2 separate regions of the Homo sapiens genome follow, and region 2 is linked to region 1. A link is an interaction called in ENCODE POLR2A ChIA-PET data of the cell type or tissue named here. Cell type or tissue: PC-9. All regions are shown on one strand. Each heading gives the region's core, and the rest is flanking DNA. Links, peaks and the distances in the headings are about the cores only.

Region 1 (10,044 bases), core at 2,023-10,022:
CTATAAATGATAACCTTAAATGTAAATGGATTAAATTCCCTCACTTAAAGTATATAAACTGGCTGAATAGATTTTTTAAATGACCCAACTATATACTGCCTACAAGAAGCTCACATCATCTATAAGGACACATATAGAGTGAAAGTAAAGGGATGAAAAACATACTCCACGTAAACAGAAACCAAATTGAGCAGGAGTGCTATACTTACATCAGACAAAGCAGGCTTTAAGTCAAAAACTCTGAAAAGAAGCCCAGTGTGGTGGTGCATACTTGTAGTCCCAGCAACTTGGGAGGCTGAGGTGGAAAGATTGCTTGAGTCCAGGAGTTCAAGGTGGTAGTGTGCTGTGATTACACCTGTGAGTAGCCACTACACTCCAGCCTGGGCAACATACCAAGACCCCATCTCTTTAAGAAAAAAAATTTTAGGGCAAGGAATGTCATTATATAATGATAAAGGAATCAATTCAGCAAGAAAATACAACAATTGTCAATATATATGGACCCAACAGTAGAGCACCCAGACATACAAAACAAATATTATTAGATCCAAAAAGAGAGATAGATTCCAGCACAGTGTCATTTGCGGATTTCCGTACCCTATGCTCCGCATTGAACAGATCATCTAGACAGAAAATCAACAACAAAAAACCCACATTGGCTTTAAAGTGCCTTTTAGTCCAAATGGACCTAACAGACATTTCCAGAACTTTTCATCCAACCATTGCATGGTACACATTAGCTGCTTCATCACATGGAAGATAATCTAGGAGAGATCAGATGTTAGGCCACAAAACAAGTCTCAACAAATGTAAAATAATTGAAATTGTATCAAGTATTTTTTCTAACAATAATAAAATAAAACTAGAAATCAGTAACAAGGGGAGCTTTTGAAATTGTACAAATTCATGAAAATTAACATTCTCCTGAAAGACAAATGGGCCAAGGAAGAAATTAAGAAGGCAGTTTTACAATTTGGCCTGGCACAGTAGCTCACGCCTGTAATCCCAGCACTTTGGGAGGCTGAAGCGGGCAGATCATTTGAGGTCAGGAGTTCGAGACCAGCCTGGCTAACATGGTGAAACCCTGTCTCTACTTAAAACATAAAAATTAGCGGGCATGGTGGTGGGTGCCTGTAATCCCAGGTACTCAGGAGGCTGAGGCAGGAGAATCACTTGAACCTGGGAGGCAGAGTTTGCAGTGAGCCAAGATTGCACCACTGCACTCCAGTCTGGGTGACAGAGTAAGACTCTGTCTCAAAAAAAAAAAAAAAAAAAGAAAAAGAAAAAAAAGAAAAGAGAAAAAGAAGCCTGGGCACAGTGGCTCACGCCTGTAGTCCCAGCACTTTGGGAGGCCGAGGTGGGTGGATCACGAGGTCAAGAGATCGACACCATCCTGGCCAACATGGTGAAACCCCGTCTCTACTAAAAATACAAAAATTAGCCGTGTGTGGTAGCACGCGCCTGTAGTCCCAGCTACTTGGGAGGCGGAGGCAGGAGAATTGCTTGAACCCAGGAGGCGGAGGTTGCAGTGAGCCGAGATCATACCACTGCACTCCAGCCTGGTGACAGAGTGAGACTCCGTCTCAAAAAAAAAAAAAAAAAAAAAAAAAAGACAGAAAAAGAGAAGAAAAAAATATTGAAACAATAAAAATAGAAACACATGTCATGATAACTTGAACCAGGGGCAGGGTAGGTGGAGAAGAAACATAGCATGCCAAAACTTATGGGATACAGTAAAAGCAGTATGAAATGGGAATTTTATAGCAATAAAAGCCTACATCAGAAACACACAAAGATTTCAAATAAATGACTTAATGATGCATCTCAAGGAACTAGGAATAAAACCCAAACCAGGCCGAAAATTAGTAGAGGAACAAAAATAATAAAGATCAGAACAAGAGCAAAAAGAAACAATATTGAGATGAAAACATTACAAAAGATCAACGAAATGAAAATATAGCCAGGTGCGGTGGCTCACACCTGTAATCCCAGCACTTTGGGAGGCCGTGGCAAGTGGATCACTTGAGGTTAGGAGTTCAAGACCAGCCTGGCCAACATGGTGAAACCCCATCTCTACTAAAAGTATAAAAATTAGCCAGTTATGTTGGCGGGCACCTGTAAGCCCATCTACTTGGGAGGCTGAGGCAGGAGAATTGCTTGAACCCAGGAGGCGGAAGTTGCAGTGAGCCGAGATTATGCCACTGCACTCCAGCCTGGGTGACAAAGCCAGACTCTGTCTCAAAAAAAAAAAAATTGTTTTTTTGAAAAGATAATTGACAAACCATTAGCTAGATTAAGCAAGAAAATATGCAAATAAATAATTCAGAAGTAAAAAAGGAGACATTACAACTAATATCATAGAAATACAAAGGATCATTAGTGACTATTATGAACAACTGTACACCAACACATTAGAAAACCTAGCGGAAATGGATAAATTCCTGGATGCATGGAACCCACCAAGATTGAACCAAGGAGAAAAGAAAACCTGAACAGACCAATTACTGTAATGAGATTGAATCTGTAATTTAAAAATCTCCCATCGGCCGGGCATGGTGGCTTACGTTTGTAATCCCAGCGCTTTGTGAGGTCAAGGCAGGCAGATCATGAGGTCAGGAGATCGAGACCATCCTGGCCAACATAGTGAAACCCCGTCTCTACTAAAATACAAAAAAAAAAAATTAGCCAGGCGTGGTGGTGCACGCCTGTGGTCCCAAGTACTCAGGAGGCTGAGGCAGGGGACTTTCTTGAACCTGGGAGGCAGAGGTTGTAGTGACCGGAGATCGCGCCATTGCACTCCAGCCTGGACAACAAGAGCAAAACTCCGTCTCAAAAAAAAAAAAAAAAAAAAAAAAAAAAAAAAAAATCCCATCAAAGAAAAGCCCAGGGTGCTTCACTAGAGAATTCTGCCAAACATTTAAAGAAGAACTAACACCTGTTCTTCTCAAGCTCTTCTAGAAAATTGAAGAGGAGGGAATTCTTCTAAACTCATTCTACAAGACTAGCATTACCCTAATATAAAAACCAGAGAAGGACACAGCAGAAACAGAAACAAAAACAAAAAACACTAGAAAGAAAAAGGAAACTATAGGCCAATATTTCTGATGATCGTAGATGGAAAAATTCTCAAGAAAAATAGTATTTTGTAGTAATTAGTAGTAACTGAATCCAGCAGCACATTTTAATTCACTGTGATCAAATGGGATTTATTCCTGGGATGTAAGGATGGTTCAACATAAGTAAACCAGTAATCAACATAATACATTACATCAACAGAATGAAGGACAAAAACAATATTATCATCTCAATAGACACAGAAAAAAATATTTGATAAAATTCAACATCCCTTCATAGTGAAAACTCAACAAGTTAGGTTGGAAGATACCTCAACACAATAAAGGTTGTATATGACAAACCCACAGCCAACATCATACTGAATGGGGAAAAGATCTACAACAAGAAAGGATACCCACTTTCACAACTTTTATTCAACATAGTACTGGAAGTTCTAGCCAGAGCAGTTATGTAAGAAAAAAAATAAGCCGCATCCAAACTGGAAAGAAGGAAGTCAAATTGTTCCTGTTTGCAGACAACATGTCTTATATATAGAAAACCCTAAAAGCTCCACCAAAAAATCCTTAGAACTCATAAAGTAATTCAGTAAAATCAATGTACAAAAATCAGTAGTGTGTCTGTATACCAACAACAAACTAGCAGAAAAGAAATCAGTCTCATTTACAATAGTTACAAAAGAAATAACTAAGGAAGTGAAAGATCTCTACAAAGAAAACTATAAAACATTGATGAAAGATACTGAAGAGGACACACAAAAAATAGAAAGACATTTGATGCTCATGGATTGGAAGAATTAATATTGTGAAAAGGACCATGCAGATTTAATGCAATCCCTATCAAAATACCAATGACATTCTTCATAGAAATATAAAAAAAATCCTAAAATTAATACAGAACCACAAAAGACCCTGGATAGCTTAAATAATCTTGAGCAACAAGAAGAAAGCTGGAGGCATCACACTACCAAACTTTGAAACAGCATGGTACTGGCATAAAAACAGAAACATAGACCAATGGAATAGAATAGAGAACTCAGAAATAAGTATTTGTATTTACAGCCAACTGATTTTTAACAAAAGCACCAAGAACATTTATTGGAGCAGGACAGTCTCTTCAATAAACGATGGTAGGGAAACTAGATATCCACATGCAGAAAAATGCAGCTCAACCCCTATCTCTCGCTATTTACAAAAGCCAACTCAAAATGGATCAAAGACTTAAATGTAAGACTCAAAACCATGAATCTACTAGAATAAAATACAGGGAAAACACTTCAGGATATTGGTCTGGGCAAAAATTGTATGGAGAAGACCTCAAGAGCACAGGCAACCAAAGCACAAATAGACAAATGGGGTTGCATTTCAGTAAAAAGCTTCTGCACAGCCAATGAAATAATCAACAGAGTGACAACTTGCAGAATCAGAGAAAATATTGCAAACTATTTATCTGACAAGCTATTAATATCCAAAATATACAAGGTGAAACTCAACCCATCAGCAAAAAAAAAAAAAAAAAAAAAAAAAAAAAAAAATCAGATTAATAAATGGGCAAATGAACTGAATAGACATCTCTCAAAAGAAGACATACAAATGGCCAGCTGGTATAAGAAAAAGTGCTCAACATCTCTAATCATCAGGGAAATGCAAATCAAAACCACAGTGAGATACCATCTCACCCCAGTTAGAATGGCTGTTATCAAAAACACACAAAAAAAATAACAAATACTCATGAGAATGGAGAGAAAGGAGAACTCTTATACACTCTTGGTAGGAAGCCTCCTCAAAAAACTGAAAATAGAACTACTGTGTGTGATCTAGCAATTCCACTACTGGGTATATATCCAAACGGAGGGAAATCAATTATGTCAGAGATATCTGGGCTCTCATGTTTATTGCCATACTATTCACAGTAGCCAAGATATGGAATCAACTTAAGTGTCCATCCACACATGAATGGATTTTTAAAATATTTTCCTTATACACAATGGAATACTATTTAGCCATAAAAAGAATGAAATTCTGCCGCTTGTGGCAACATGGATGAGCTTGGAGGTCATTATGTTAAGGTAAATAAGTCAGGCACAGAAAGATAAATATTGCATGTTCTCACTCATATGTGGAAGCTAAAAAAAAATTGCTCTCATAGAAGTGGAGAGTGGAATAGTGGTTACTAGAGGCAGGGAAGGTTAGGAGGATGGGGGATAGCCAAAGGTTGGTGAACGGATACAAAAGTACAGCTAGACAGGTGAAATAAGTTTGAGTCTTCTGTATCACTGTAGGGTGACTATAATTAACAACAGTTTGTTGAATATTTTCAAATATTTCAAATATTTTCAAATAGGAGAGCAAATTTTGAATGCTCCCAACACAGAAATAAGTGTTTGAGGTGATGGATATGCTAATTACTGTGATTTGATCATTACACATTTGTATACATGTATCAAAATATTATACTGTACCCCATAAATATATGCAATTATTACATGTCAATTAAAAAAATAATGAAAGCAAAACAAAAATTTATAAGAAAGAAATGGGCAAAGGGATTGAATTTAAAAAAAGGAACTGAATAAGTAAAAATAAGTAAATAGCTCCTATGGGGGGAACCAGCCCCCAGTATTTCAACATAGGTTCTTTTCTATTTTTCCTAAGTGTCGGCTGGTCTGAGAAATAAAGAGAAAGAGTACAAAAGAGAGAAATTTTACAGCTGGGCCTCCGGGGGTGACATCACCTATTGGTAGGTTCTGTGATGCCCCTTGAACTGCAAAACCAGCAAGTTTTTATTAGGGATTTCAAAAGGGGAGAGGGGTACAAACAGGGAGTAAGACACAAAGAGCACATGCTTCAAAGGGCAATAAAAGATCACAAGGGCAGAGAGGCAGAGCAAGATCACAAGGCCAGGGTGAAATTAGAATTACTGATGAGGTTCCATGTCCCACTAGGCACTCATTGTCTTGATAAACATCTTAACAGGAAACCTGGTTTGAGAGCAGACAACCGGTCTGACTAGAATTTGCCAGGCTGAAGTTTCCTAATCCCAGCAAGCCTGAGGGCACTGCAGGAGACCAGGGCGTATTTCATCCCTGGTCGTCAACCACATAAGGCACACAATCCCAGAGCAGCAGTCTGTAGGCCTACCCCTGGGAATGCATTCCTTTCCCAGGGTTATTCCTTGCTGGGAAAAGAATTCAGCAATATTTCTCCTATTCGCTTTCTGCAAGAAGAGAAATATGGCTCTGTTCTGCCCAGCCCTGCAGGCAGTCGGACCTTATAGTTATCTCCCTTGTTCCCTGAAAATCGCTGTTATCCTGTTCTTTTTTAGGATGACCAGATTTCATATCGTTCAAACACACATGTTTTACTAACAATTTGTACAGATAACGCAATCATCACAGGGTCCTGAGGTGACATACATCCTCAGCTTACGAAGATGACAGGATTAAGAGATTAAAGTAAAGACAGGCATAGGAAATTATAAGAGTATTGATTGGGGAAGTGATAAATGTCCATGAAATCGTCACAATTTATGTTCAGAGATTGCAGTAAAGACAGGCATAAGAAATTATAAAAGTATTAATTTGGGGAACTAACAAATGTCCATGAAATCTTCACAATTTATGTTCTTCTGCCGTGGCTTCAGCCGGTCCCTCCGTTCAGGGTCCCTGACTTCCTGCAACAAGCTCCTGCACAGCCAGTGAAATAATCAACAGAGTGACAAGACAACTTGCAGAATCAGAGAAAATATTGCAAACTATTCATCTGACAAGTGATTAATATCCATTTCTCCAAATACAATGACCAATAAGCACATGAAAAAATATTCAACATCACTAATAATTAGGGAAATGCAAATCAAAACCACAGTGAAATACCACTTCACACCCAGTAGAATTGGTATTACTAAAGAAAAAAAGATAGAAAAAGAAAAGAGAATAGGCCAGGTGCAGTAGCTCACACCTATAATCTCAACACTTTTGGAGGCCGAGGTAGACAGATCACCTAAGTTCAGGAGTTCAAGACCAGCTTGGCCAACATGGCAAAACCCTGTCTCTACTAAAAATACAAAAATTAGCTGGGCCTGGTGGTACATGTCTAATCCCAGCTACTCAGGAGGCTGAGGCATGAGAATCGCTTGAACCCAGGAGATGGAAGTTGCAGTGAGCCGAGATCATGCCTGGGCTACAGAGTGAGACTCTGTCTCAAAAAAAAAAAAAAAAAAAAAAAAAGAAGAAGAAGACAGAAAAGAAAAGAAAATAGACCAGGTGCAGTAGCTCAGGCCTGTAATCCCAGCACTTTGGGAGTCCAAGGCAGGCAGATCAGTTGAGGCCAGGAGTTTGAGACTAGCCTGGCCAACATGGTGAAATTCTGGCTCTACTAAAAATACAAAAATTAGCTGGGTGTGGTCTCATACACTTGTAATCCCAGGTACTCAGGAGGCTAAGGCAGAGAATCACTTGAACCTGGGAGGTGGAGGCTGCAGTGACCTGAGATCACGCCACTGCACTCCAGCCTGGGAGACAGAGCAAGACTCCATCTCAAAAAAAAAACTAATAAATTAATTAAATTAATTAATAAATATTGGCAAAAATGTGGAGAAATTTCAACCCTTGTGCACTGGTGGGTATGACTGTAAAATGGTGGTGTGGAAAATAGTATGATAGTTCCTCAAAATAGTAGTAAAAGTGAATTACAGAATGATCCAGTAATTGTACTCTTGGTATAGACCCAAAAGAAATCAAATCAGGGACTTCAACAGATATATGTCCACACATGCTCATAGCAGTGTTACTCACAATAGCCAAAAGGAGAAAGGAACACCAGTTTCCATCAACAGATGAATGGGTAAACAATGTATGAACATTCAATGGACTATAATTATTCAGCCTTAAAAAGGAAGAGCGTTCTGACACATTCTACAATGTGAATAAACCTTGAAGACGTTATGTTAGGTGAAATAAGCTAGTCACAAAAGGACAGACACTGTATGATTCCACTTATATAAGTTACCTATAGTAGTCAAATTCATCGAGACAGTAAGTAGAATGGTGGTTTCCAGGGGAGGATGGATGAGGAATTATTGTTTCATGGATACAGAGTTTCAGTTTGGGAATACGAAGAAAATTTTGGAGACGGATGGTATTCATGGTTGCACAACAGTGTGAATATACTTAATGCCACTGACCTCTACACTTAAAAATTGTTAAAATGGAAATTTTTTTGTTATGTATCTTTACTACAGTAAAAAAAAAAAAAAAAAGAAGAAGAAGAAGAAAGTGAACACTCAAACTTCTCCCAAATATACAAGAGGAGGAAACACTTCCTAACACATTCTGTGAGGCCAGCATTGCCCTTATATCATGGTCAAATATGCCACAAGAAAAGAAAACTGCAGACTTATATCCCTTATGAATATTGATCCAAAGATCATCAACAAAAATACTAGCAAACTAATTCCAACAACACATTTCCCAATTTCAAAATGTACTAGAAAGCTACAGTTATCAAAACAATGTGGTACTGGCATAAAGATAGATACATAGGCCAATTAAGTAGAATTGAAAGTCCAGCAATAAACTCAAATATCTGTGTTCAATTGACTTTTGACAGTTGTGCTAATGGGGGAAAGAATTGTCTTTCTTTCCATGATAATTCAGTGAGGGAGAGAATAATCTTTTCAACAAATAATATGGAGAAAACTGGATATCCACATGCAAAAGAATGAGGTTGGACCTCTACCTCACTCAATATACAAAATTATCTCAGTCAATCAAAAACCTAATAGAATAGCAAAAATTATGAAACTATTAGAAGAATACATAAAGGATAAATCTTCAGGACCTCAGAATTGGTGATGGATTCTTAGATTTGACACCAAAATCATAAGCAACCAAAGAAAAAATAGATAAATTAGACTACATCAAAATTTAAAATTTTTGTACGTCAAAGGACATTATCAAATATGTGGAAATACAATGTACAGAACAAAATACTTGCAAATCACATATTTAATAAGGGGTTAATATTCAGCATATATAAAGAACTCCTACACCTCAACAACAAAAAACCAAACAGCTCAATTTTTTAAATGGCAGGGGATAAGAGTAGGCATTTCTCTAAAAAAGATATGCAAATGGCAAACAATCACATGAAAAGATATTCAACATCTTTGGTCATCAAGGAAATGCAAATCAAAACTACAATGAGATACCTCTTTACATCCACCATGACAGCTATAACAATAATTTTTCTAAAAATTGAAAATAACAAGTGTCGACAAGGATGTGGAGAAGGAGGAACTGTTGTACATTGCCAGTAGGAATGTAAAATGCACCAGCTGCTATGGAAGAAGTTTGGCAGTTCCTAAAAAAAAATGAAGCATAGAATTACCATATGACCCAGTAATTTCACTCCTAGGTATATACCCAAGAGAAATGAAAAGATGTATCTGCATAGAAACTTGTACATGAATGTTTATGGCAACATGAATCATAATAGTCAAAAGGCAGAAACAACCCAAATGCCTATCAGTGAATGAATGTGGTGTATTACCACTGGAATGTTATTCAGCCATAAAAAGAAGTGAAGTACTAATAGATACTACAATATGGATGAACCTTGAAAACATTAAGCTAAGTGAAAGAAGCCAGACATCAAATCATATTGTGTGATTCCTTTATGTGAAATTCCAGAATAGACAAAGCCATAGAAACAGAAAGGAGATTGGTGGTTGCCAGGGGGTTGGGGGGGCGGGGATTGGGGTGGTGATTACCCAATGTGTATGAGGTATTCTTCGGGAACGACGAAAAAAGTTTTGAAACGAGAGAGATGGTTGCACAATATTGTGAATACACTAAATGCCCCTGAACTGTACATTTTAAAATGGGTAATTGTATGTTGTGGGACTTTAAACTTAATTTTAAAATAAGAACCCAAATTGTTGGCCCGTAGAGTCCAAACTGTTAACTGCACG
Region 2 (10,044 bases), core at 1,451-9,450, 510 kb before region 1:
TGGTTCCCAAACAAGTCCTGAGAGACGGTCTCCACAGCCCTGGGATGCGGATATGCCCCTTAAGAGACTGGCGGCTAAGATCACAACCACTGCTAAGCTTGTCAAAGACACCAGTGTCGACTTCTCTAGGTAAAAACACTATCGCTATGTATCTAAAATGGGGGACCTTTTTTTCATAATAGGACTGGCAGTGATGATGTCAGGGCTGAGGAGCACAGTCGCAGCTCGCTGAAGGTGGCTGGAGCCCTCTAGCCTGAAAAGTGGAAGTGGTTCTCAGAGAAAGACTCAGGACCCCTGACCAAGCCTGGCCCTTACCTTCCAGTTTTCCCAGTGGACCAATCTAGGGACAAAGCCAGACACTGCTCCTCCAGGGCAAGGCTGGACAATGGCTCCAGCACGTGGCTCTTCTACTGGAGAAGAAGAAACTCCATCAAAGGGAAGTAGCCGCCCCAGAACCCCCAAAAGACTTTTCCTCTCCTGCAGGGAAGTCATCGTTCCCTCATTTACAACCTATGCGAATGAAGTACATCAGTCACTGAGTCACACCTCCACCTAACACTGAAACCCCTGCTAGGGGCCCCGAGAAGACCTGGGGACACTGGAGCTCACACTCCTCACACTTGCAGGACAACTTTCCCACAGGCTTGATCTTGGGGCATGGTCTCCCTCCCTTTCACACCCCCTTGCCATCCTTGCGCTCCTAGATGCTGTCGAGATGCCTGTGCAGGCTCCAGACCACAGTGGCACACACAGTTTCCCACCCCAGGCCTCCAGGGCCACTGGAACACTCGCCTCCCGAGACAGAGACAATGGGGAAACTCCTCTGGTTTCCACTTCAGAAGCCGCGAGCAGCCATGAGAACGTGGTTGCTCTTTATGCAGATCTATATAAATTTCATTTCCTAAACAGCCTGGCCAGTGCTTAACTCCATCCCTGCTCCCAGCAGGCTGCTGTACCAAAGCCCTTTCCTGGGTTCATGCACTCCTCCCTTGGGCCCACAGCTTTCCTGTGGCTGCTCTTTCCCTCCTTTCTAAGACAGGGCAACTGCTCTAAGCTGCCTTAAGCAAGGCCTTTTCCTACACAGGCCCTCGGTTGGCCCAGCCCCGCCTGCAGCATCTGCATCGGAGTGAGGGCGTGGTTTCAGGCTGTTTACATCACCCCACTACGGGACATCCCCGTTCTCCTCCCCGACAGCTATCAGATGAAGTCACTTTGTTAATGCATGGCTCCAGAGCACTGTGAGAAACTCGGAAAAATTCACACAGGACTCACGTGCTTTTCCAATAATCAGTGAGAAATGCCATCTTCACACAGGATGCTCACTGCTACTCTGGGCCCCAGCATCAACCTAAGAATGCTTGCCCAGGCTCTCCTTAGAGAACTTTCAGATCCACTGACAGGTCAATGAACATCCTGTCACTTCAGCCCTTCTGCTGGTGACACATGAGGTGACTTCCTCTTGGAGTTGGATGTAGAACGCAATACAACTTAAAAATAGACTCCACATTATCTTAGAACGTTTATATATAGCTCACCATTGAAGAGAGATCGTTTTAGAAAAATGTCTGTATCAGCACAGCCTCCTCCCCAACCCTCTCTATTCAGGTCCCTTCTGCCCCACAGAACAAGTGCAAGTCACTGACCTCAGATTCCACCAGGCGGAGCAGTTGTATGGATCCACTGGCATCTGCCAAGCCCAAGAGGGCATGTCCAGCCACCGGGATGTGACACCTGAGGAGAGGGCCCACCATAAGCACACCAATGTGCCCGGAGCACAGGCGTGCACTGTGCGTCCCGGTAACCACAGTCACGCTTCCCTTAACAACGGGGCTGCAGTCCACGCAAACCCAGCTGGGACATCCTACTACACACCTTGATTATATGGTATGGCCCACTGCTCCTATGCCACAAACCTTACAGCATGTTACTGCAGGCAAGTGTGACACAACAGGAAGTGGTTGTATATCTAAACATAGAAAAGATACAGTAAGAATACAATATAAAGGATAAAAAACAGGTGGCCGGGCATGGTGGCTCACACTTGTAACCCCAACACTTTGGGAAGCTGAGGTAGGAGGATGACTTGAGGTAAGGAGTTCGAAACCAGCCTGAGCAACATAGCAAGACCCTGTTTCTACAAACTAACAAACAAACAAAAATGAGGTGTGGTAAGGCCAGGCGTCGTGGCTCACGCCTGTAATCCCAGCACGTTGGGAGGCTGAGGCGGGTGGATCACGAGGTCAGGAGATCAAGACCATCCTAATAACATGGTGAAACCACGTCTCTACTAAAAATACAAAAAAATAAGCCGGGTGTGGTGGCGGGCGCCTGTAGACCGAGCTCTTAGGGAGGCTGACGCAGGAGAATGGCGTGAACTCAGGAGGCGGAGCTTGCAGTGAGCCGAGACCGCGCCACTGCACTCTAGCCCGGGCGACAGAGCGAGACTCCGTCTCAAAAAAAAAAAAAAGAGGCATGGTGGCATCTACCTGAAGTCTGAAGTCTCAGCTACTCGAGAGGCTGAGACAGAGAATTGCTTGAGCCCAGGAGTTCAAGGCTGCAGTGAGCTATGATCACGTGACTGCATTCCAGCCTGGGCAACGGAACAAAACCCTGCCTCAAAAAAAAAAAAATTAAAAAGGATAAAAACTGGTACACCTGTATAGGGCATCTCCATTACGTTAAGGCACCACCATGGTATACGTGCTCCATTGTTGACCAAAACATAATTATGCCACACACCACTGCATTTAAATCTCAGCTCCAAAAGTGGGCTAGAGCCTACAACTGTGTTCTCAAACAAAAGACGCCCCAGGTTATGAAGTCAGAAAACTCCCATCACTTCCCCGGCTGGAACATGACAAAGGAAATAAGCCCCAGGTAAAGCACTCCCCAGGTGGAAGATAGGCGGGACAGCAAAGAAACAAATCCAAAGTTGAGATGCAATGCCTGTCTTGTTGAAGGCATCAGGCATCAGGCTTCCCTGATTGCTACTCATGACAAATTCTACACCCAGTGGGATTATCACAGTTATACCATTTCATGTCCAGGATTGCAGAAGTATCTTTTCTTTGGACCTCGACCAGAGGGTGAATAGAGTTGTTGTCATTGAAACTGTACAGGAAGAGACGGCCTAAACGGACCTGAGGCTCCTTAACTTCCATTCCACCCTACAAAAAATGCAGAGGTAGTCTCTGATTATCCCAAGACACGAAGGAACCCAAAGGATGGGAAAAGGGATCCAAGGAACTCAAAGGTTTGCCATGACTAAAGGAGTGGAATTCTGCCTGGAAGGAGAACCTCTGGTTTTCTGAGCTGGAGAAACGTCTATTAATGAGTAGGTGAACACTCCTGGACCCAGTAGAGAAGGCTCCTTCTAAACCGGCCAACAGGGACCAGCTATGGCTAGGGTAACCACAGAACCCAGTTTGCCTGGGACAGTCCTGACTTACGCCTGTTGTTCCAGTGCCCAATTTGGATCCTAATATGTACCCACCAGAAGTTAAGATATAATTCCCACTTTCTCTTTACTGTACATTCCACCCATTCCCTTGGGCCACACCTGTATATAGAAGACGTTCTGCTCTCAAGATTTTAAAGTTGGCCGGGGGCGGTGGCTCGTGCCTGTGGTGCCAGCTACTCAGGGGGTTGAGGCGGGAGGATGCCCTGAGCCCTGGAGTCCGAGGCTGCACTCCAGCCTGGGTGACAGTGCAAGACCTTGTCTCAGAAAAAAGTAATTTCTTTTTTTTGAGATGTAGTCTTGCTGTATCGCCCAGGCTGGAATGCAGTGGTGCGATCTCGGCTCACTGCAAGCTCTGCCTCCCGGGTTCACGCCATTCTCCTGCCTCAGCCTCCCGAGTGGCTGGGACTACAGGCGCCGCCACCACGCCCGGCTAATTGTTTTGTATTTTTTTAGTAGAGACGGGGTTTCACCATGTTAGCCAGGATGGTCTCGATCTCCTGACCTCGTGATCCGTCCGCCTCGGCCTCCCAAAGTGCTGGGATTACAGGCGTGAGCCACTGCGCCCGGCCGAGAACAATTTTTTTAAAAAGATTCTAAACTGTTTCCAGCCTACCTCCTGGCCAAAGGGCCAATATCCCCTCTTCATCTCCTGGGCGATTCGGTGCGCCTTTCGGCCTCAACCTCGTGGCCGGCCCCGCCCTCCCCTCCCGAAGCCGCGGCGCGCGCACCTTGTTCTGGGGGCCGGCAGGCCGGTCCTCCGGCCGCCGCAGCTGGTAGGTCCCGCACGCCAGCAGGTGCCTGCAGCCTTGCAGCGGGCACCACTCCACCGAGTCCGCGGTCAGCTCGGTGTCCACCGTTTGCAGGGCGAAACAGCCCATCATCCAGCCCTCGGGGAAGGGCGCGGAGCCGGCAGTAGAGGCGGGTCGGCGGGGCCGGGCTGGGTACTGCGCGGGGCGGCGAGGCCGGGGCCGGCCGGACGAGCGCAGAGCCCCAGGGACACCGTCAGCGCGGGCCGCCTCTCTCGCGACTCCTTCCGGGGTGCCGGGGCGGGACATCCGGCAGGGCCTTGGCCTCCGTGGACGCCCCTGGGAAGCCAGGCTCCCACGCCCCCTGTCGGCCGGCTGACCGCGGCGGGCTTCAGGCGTCAGACGCGCTGCTCCCTGCGGGGCCGTAGAGACCGAAGGCTTCGGGAAATCCGCTCCTCCACAAAGCAGGTTTGGAGACGGCAAGTTAGTGACAGAGCCGTAGGTTTGAAGCCGCCTCTGCAAAATTTCTATCACTGAGAAAAACCCCAACAGCGAGCTGCGGTAGCGCACCCCGTGGCGCCCTCCCGGTTACTCCTGGCCATCGGGCCGCGCTGACTTAACATTTAGGCTGCAGTTTCCATGACAGGCCTTGCCCCGGAATCAACGCCTTCGTAAAGCTGATGAGGAGCCCGCGCCCCACTAAGCCCAGCACCCCGAGGCCGCAGGCGCGCTCTGCCTGCCTCCTGTGAACCCGCCATGGCGGAGCTGCCCCTCAGAGACCGCCTTCCAGGGTCTTTGCTTGTCTGACACCCGTGGCTGCATCAGGACCCCCCAGAAGCGGCTCAGCAGGTGGACGGCTCCGACCCCTATGATTATCAGCACCAGTCGCCTGGCCGCCGCCCCCCTCCCCCAAAACTGCCTTTGAAAAAACCCCTAACCTAGGAGCTTTGGACAAGATGATCTGAGGACGAACTCCATCTCACATGTGGCCTGGCCGGCCCGTGTCTATTAATTTTTTTGTTTTTTTTTTTTGAGACGGAGTCTTGCTCTGTCACCCAGGCTGGAGTGCAGTGGCGCGATCTCAGTTCACTGCAAGCTCCGCCTCCCGGGTTTAAGCCATTCTCCTGCCTCAGCCTCCCCAGTAGCTGGGACTACAGGCGCGCATCACCACGCCCAGCTAATTTTTTGTATTTTTAGTAGAGACGGGGTTTCACCGTGTTAGCCAGGATGGTCTCGATCTTCTGACCTCGTGATCCACCCGCCTCGGCCTCCCAAAGTGCTGGGGTTACAGGTGTGAGCCACTGCGCCCGGCCCTAAACTTTTTTTCTTTATTGCAATCCACGGTCTGAATGTGTGCAGCGGGCAGGAAGAACCCCTTGGGCCGTTACAGGTTGAACTGTGCCCCCCAAAAAACAATGGACTGAAGACCCCAGCACCTCAGAGAGCATCCTTAACAAACAGGGGCTCTCAGAAGCAGCAGGCGTGGGCCCTGACCCAGAGGAGCAGGAGTCCGCAGAAGAGAAAGCTGATGCAGAAGACTTGCAGGGCCATTGCTGTGCAGAGCACAGGGAGGCAGGCAAGGCACCTGGCAGGGAGGAGGCGTCCGCACCTGAGGGCCCTTGCCTGCGCCTTCATCTGAGACTCCGGCCTCCAGAGCCTAGACTGTGAATTCCCGCTGCTTCAGGCTGCACAGCTCGCGCTGCTTTGTTGCGGCAGCTCCAGGAAGCTAAGGCGGACTTGACTGAAATATACGGGTGCCTGGGTATTCAGCCTCAGGGCTTCAAGCAGGGCTGTGGCTAAAGACATGGCAGAGAGCCAACAGCTCAGACCACCACAGAGACAGAGGCGCAGAAAAGGCTGGCCAGGAAGGCAGCAGGGCATTCCAAAAGGGCCTCAACCACACACCTCTGCGGGGGAGGGAGAGTGACCAGGTGCGCATCCCAACACACCACACTCCAAACAAGCTTTAGAAGCAGCCCCACATTGCAGCCATCTGGATGTCCTCACAGGACGTCTTAGATACCTGGCTACGAAGACCAAGAAGTCGGGGCCACGGAACGGGAAAGATGACCAGAGGATTGGGTATCAGGTGAGAGGGAAGCAGTGGTGGGGCCCGTCCCACCCTCACGGTGCCACCTGCTGGGGTGAGGCCTGGAGGAGCTGCCACATGCAAACCTAGAACCTGCACCGCCCCCTTCCCCAGCGTGGTGTCTCACAGGTGGGAGGCCCTGGGCGCTTCTTTCAGTGCACTTTTCTGATGAATGACTGCCAAACAAAGCAGCCCTGCTGGTCAGGGGCAACATGGCCACACCCCTGGATGCAGGTAAAGGGGACCCCTGCACTCCGTGCTCATCCTCAGACTCTATCTGAAAGCAGGCTGCCTGAGGGCACTCGGGGCTCCAGGCCTGAAGACTGCCCCAAACCCCAACCTGCTGACCCGCCATCTCTAGGGACACATATGTCCCCCTCCCTGGCAGCTTTCACCTACTCAGCAAAAAATGTCCCCAACCTTTGCAGCAGCTAAGGGGGCTTCTCAGGGCCTGATGTGGGCACATGCAGTTCTCTAAGCTCCAGGAAATCCTGCGGAGTTTGTTGATATCACCCATTTTCAGCAGTCCTGTTCTTCAGGAGCCCCCAGGGTACTGCCAGAAAAGGTACTGGAAGTTTTGCTTACAGACAAAAGCCAGCCCAGCCAGGGGCAGCAATGAGAACACACAGGGTGTCCTGGAACATGGCAGTGGAGCTTCAAGAAGGGAAAGTGTAGCAGCAACCTGTGGGACCAACACAGGGTCGGACCGGACCAGACCAGACAGGTCAGAGTCGGACTGGCCAGGCTTCCAGCTCCCAAGAAGCAAGGCCTCTGGCTGGGCGCACCTGGAGACAGGCAGGATCCCAGCCACACAGCCTGGCATGTTTCCCTGGGGCAGCTCTATGGGTACAAGATGCTGACCAGCCCCAGACACCTGGGGCTCCCCAAGGAGAGGGAGGGCTATCCTGGAAACCACAGCCCTGCAGACGGACGGAGAAGTGAGACCCTCACCTCACCCTGGCTGGCCAGCCCCCTCCACCATCTGCAGCAGGCCTGCTGAACATGCCCTGTGGATTCTTCTGGGCAGAAGCTCACTGCTGAGCTCCCAGCCACTTCATGCATAAATCAGGCAAGAACTAACCAATGTCAGGGGCGAGAGCATCCTACTCCCCATAAAACAGCGGGCAGCTGACTTAGCAACCCCACCACTCCTGCCGCAAGACAAGGACAGAGTCTCACTCATACTCCCTGCTGGACTCAGGAAGGTCTGAGCTCACCCGCTCCTCAGAAGGGCCCACCAGGAACAAGGGTCCTCCTGCCTCACCCACAAGGACTCGGCTCCACTCAAAATGACCTCACCCTAAGCAGCACAAGAGGGAGGCGGAGCAGAGAATGTCCGAGAGGCCAGATGATTCCACCCCTTTACTTTGCCTTTGTGGACACAACTCCCGTGCAGGCCGCGCTCCACGGGGCTCCCGGCGGCCCAGGGGAGAAGCTTCGACAACAGGACAGTTTTTAGTCACGTGGCCTGACCGTTTGCCATTTAAGGATTACAGCAAATGATTCTATTTGTAATTTCTACCCTTCCCATTGCCTCCCCCCCAAAAAAAACTGTACATGAGTTTACAAACATATTAACATATAAATAATGAGAACCGTCCTGGTGGGAGCCTCCTCCGTTGTCTCTGCTGGAGATGAACACTGAGGGGCGCTGTAACCACACAGACTGCCTGTGACATCGGGAGTCTCACGGCAGCTGTCCTGGGCCCGCAGCTGGCTTTTTTGGCACCTCCAGGTTCAACCACCAGTCTGTCTCTGCTGTGCCCAGGGTAGAGCCCGGGGGCTGTGAGTATGTGTGGCTCCCCTGCCCGTCATCGCTCTGGCTCAAGCTCATGCTGGAAGGGACGCTTCCTCTCCCGACAGTGCTTCTTGTGGGCAGGCCAGTCCTTCTGCTGGCACTGGGAGCCGCAGTACCGGGCCACCTGGCAGCGCCCACAGATGTTGAACTCCCGGAGCTGAAATACAGAACACCTGTGGCTTCACCATCATGCCTGGGACGCAGTGTGGGGCAAAGGCTGCGTCTTACGGACAATCTGACGGACCCAGCAAAACACCACGTACCAAGGCTGGAGGGCCTGGGCCCTGGTCAGGCCAGCACAAGGGCAAAGGGAGACCACTCTGGTGGAAAAGCCCAAGAGGTGCTAAGCGGTCTCTGGGGAATGGGACCCCGCGGTGGAGGGCAAGATCCCAAACCAAGGCTGGGCTACAGGGTAGAGGTGCCAGGGACGCGACCGCACTGCAGCACACCCACCTGCTTCTCAATCACTGTGCAGGGAGGGTAGTGGCACTCATAGTAGGTGCAAGAGTTCTCCTCCTCTTCCACTACATCCCCGTTGGCATTATAATACCGGGTCACATTTAGGACAGGAAACTGTTCTTCTATAGGGTCTGTAGGCAGCTGCTGAATTGCAAGCCAATACAAGCTTTGCTCCCTTAAAGAAAGAAGCAGACACTTGAGTGCACTCTGGCCAAACGGGGCCAGCACACAGCAGACGATGCAATGACTCCATAGAGTGCCATCCTGCCCAGGACACCCAGCCCGAGTTTGAGTCTCCTTTGGCCCATCCCTGCTGCATGTGCTTTTCACCACCTGACAGTAAATATTGTGTCTCATCTTCCCACTAACCCGTAAGCATGGCCTCATCTATCACCCTCTCCCCAGCACCTGGGACTGACAGGCACACAGTAGGCAGGAGACAGGGCCCAGGTCAGGCCCCTGTGCAAAGCGAGGCGGCCCCTCTCCTTGCCCTTGACCTGCAGAGGTGCCCATTACTGCCCCGTCGGTCCACTTCCCCTTCCATACCGGGAGCTGCCCTACGTCCGTCTAAAAACTCCTCCTGCTTGAGTAGGCCAGATGCCTACAACGGGAGAGTTCTACCAAGAACGGAGCCTCAAAGGCATGTGCACTGGCTGCTCAGAGGCAAGCGTGGGCAGCCCCAGCCCTGCTGCATCACGGAGTAAAGAAGCTGCATAAACCACCCCACCAACCCCGTTCTCCGAAGCCAGACCCTGAGGAGACTTGGTTAAAACGGGGAAGGATCAGGACATGGGAAGATGTTGGTGAGGTCCCACCAGACAGAGGCAAGTTTCAGACACTGCTGGCTTCTGAAGACAGAACAGGAAAACACCCCTTTGCCAAGAGGCCCCTTTTGTGGGGGCTGAGCTGACACAGTGCCAGGAAAGCAAAGCAATAGCCCAGGCCTGACAAAGACAGGGTGACCCCACCACAAAGAGCCGGACCACAGGGAGGCCACAGACTGGGATCCAGACGGACGCACAGCACCCAGCCAGTCAACAAAGACAGGGTGACCCCACCACAAAGAGCTGGATCACAGGAGGCCACAGACCAGGATCCAGACGGACACACAGCACCCAGCCAGACAGGATGTCAGGCCCACACTGGCCAGCTCTGACTTCTGCTCGGGGCCTGGGGTGCTGACCCAGCACAAGAGGCCCAACACCTGCTGGGTTCTAAAACCCCATGTTGGCAAACCAAAGATGGCTGAGCCTGATCAGTCCTGAGCCACCCCAGGCCCACCTCCTGTAGCAGGGGGTTGTGTAAGGCAGCAGCCCCAGCGCAACTCGTCCTGCTGTGCCCTCAGAGAATGGGCATCCTGCCGTGCCCACAGAGAATGGGCTGACCAGGAGCATCAGCCCAACACCCCCTTTCCAAACGGCTGTTCTTAACGGCAGTTATCTCCTCTCCTGATTATAAAGGGTGCTGAGAGGATTCAAGGTAACATTCAGTC

What was found. ChIA-PET counts read pairs that join two places held together with the same protein. Peaks named below come from ENCODE experiments on the same cell type or tissue, not always from the same donor. Only the 100,000 strongest peaks of a DNase experiment are listed, where the experiment ranks them.
Region 2: POLR2A ChIA-PET joins it to region 1 with 12 read pairs; 2 of 35 experiments call an interaction of 5 or more read pairs at or near these places.

What each region holds. Positions count from the first base shown.
Region 1 is chr9:138,086,129-138,096,172 of GRCh38, forward strand. The region is part of intron 36 of CACNA1B (calcium voltage-gated channel subunit alpha1 B); the gene reads left to right. Among named protein-coding and RNA genes, the nearest start is that of FAM157B, 130 kb to the right of the region's middle. In PC-9, for the core only: no CTCF peak of the experiment used is centred there; no DNase peak of the experiment used is centred there; H3K27me3 peaks cover 1,805 bases.
Region 2 is chr9:137,574,437-137,584,480 of GRCh38, forward strand. It overlaps DPH7 (diphthamide biosynthesis 7), which reads right to left and starts at 4,489. Exons shown (of 9, transcript NM_138778.5): 1 at 4,189-4,489; 2 at 3,034-3,167; 3 at 1,644-1,731; 4 at 316-407. The coding sequence starts at 4,341. ZMYND19 (zinc finger MYND-type containing 19) reads right to left here. Exons shown (of 6, transcript NM_138462.3): 5 at 8,547-8,727; 6 at 7,645-8,250. The coding sequence ends at 8,107. RefSeq lists enhancers at 1,001-1,295, 1,225-2,034, 4,769-5,740, 4,835-4,894 and a silencer at 4,175-4,584. In PC-9, for the core only: CTCF peaks have their summits at 4,594 (motif pointing left), 4,794, 7,940 and 8,141; DNase peaks (open chromatin) are centred at 4,185 and 4,515; H3K4me3 peaks cover 2,336 bases; H3K27ac peaks cover 759 bases.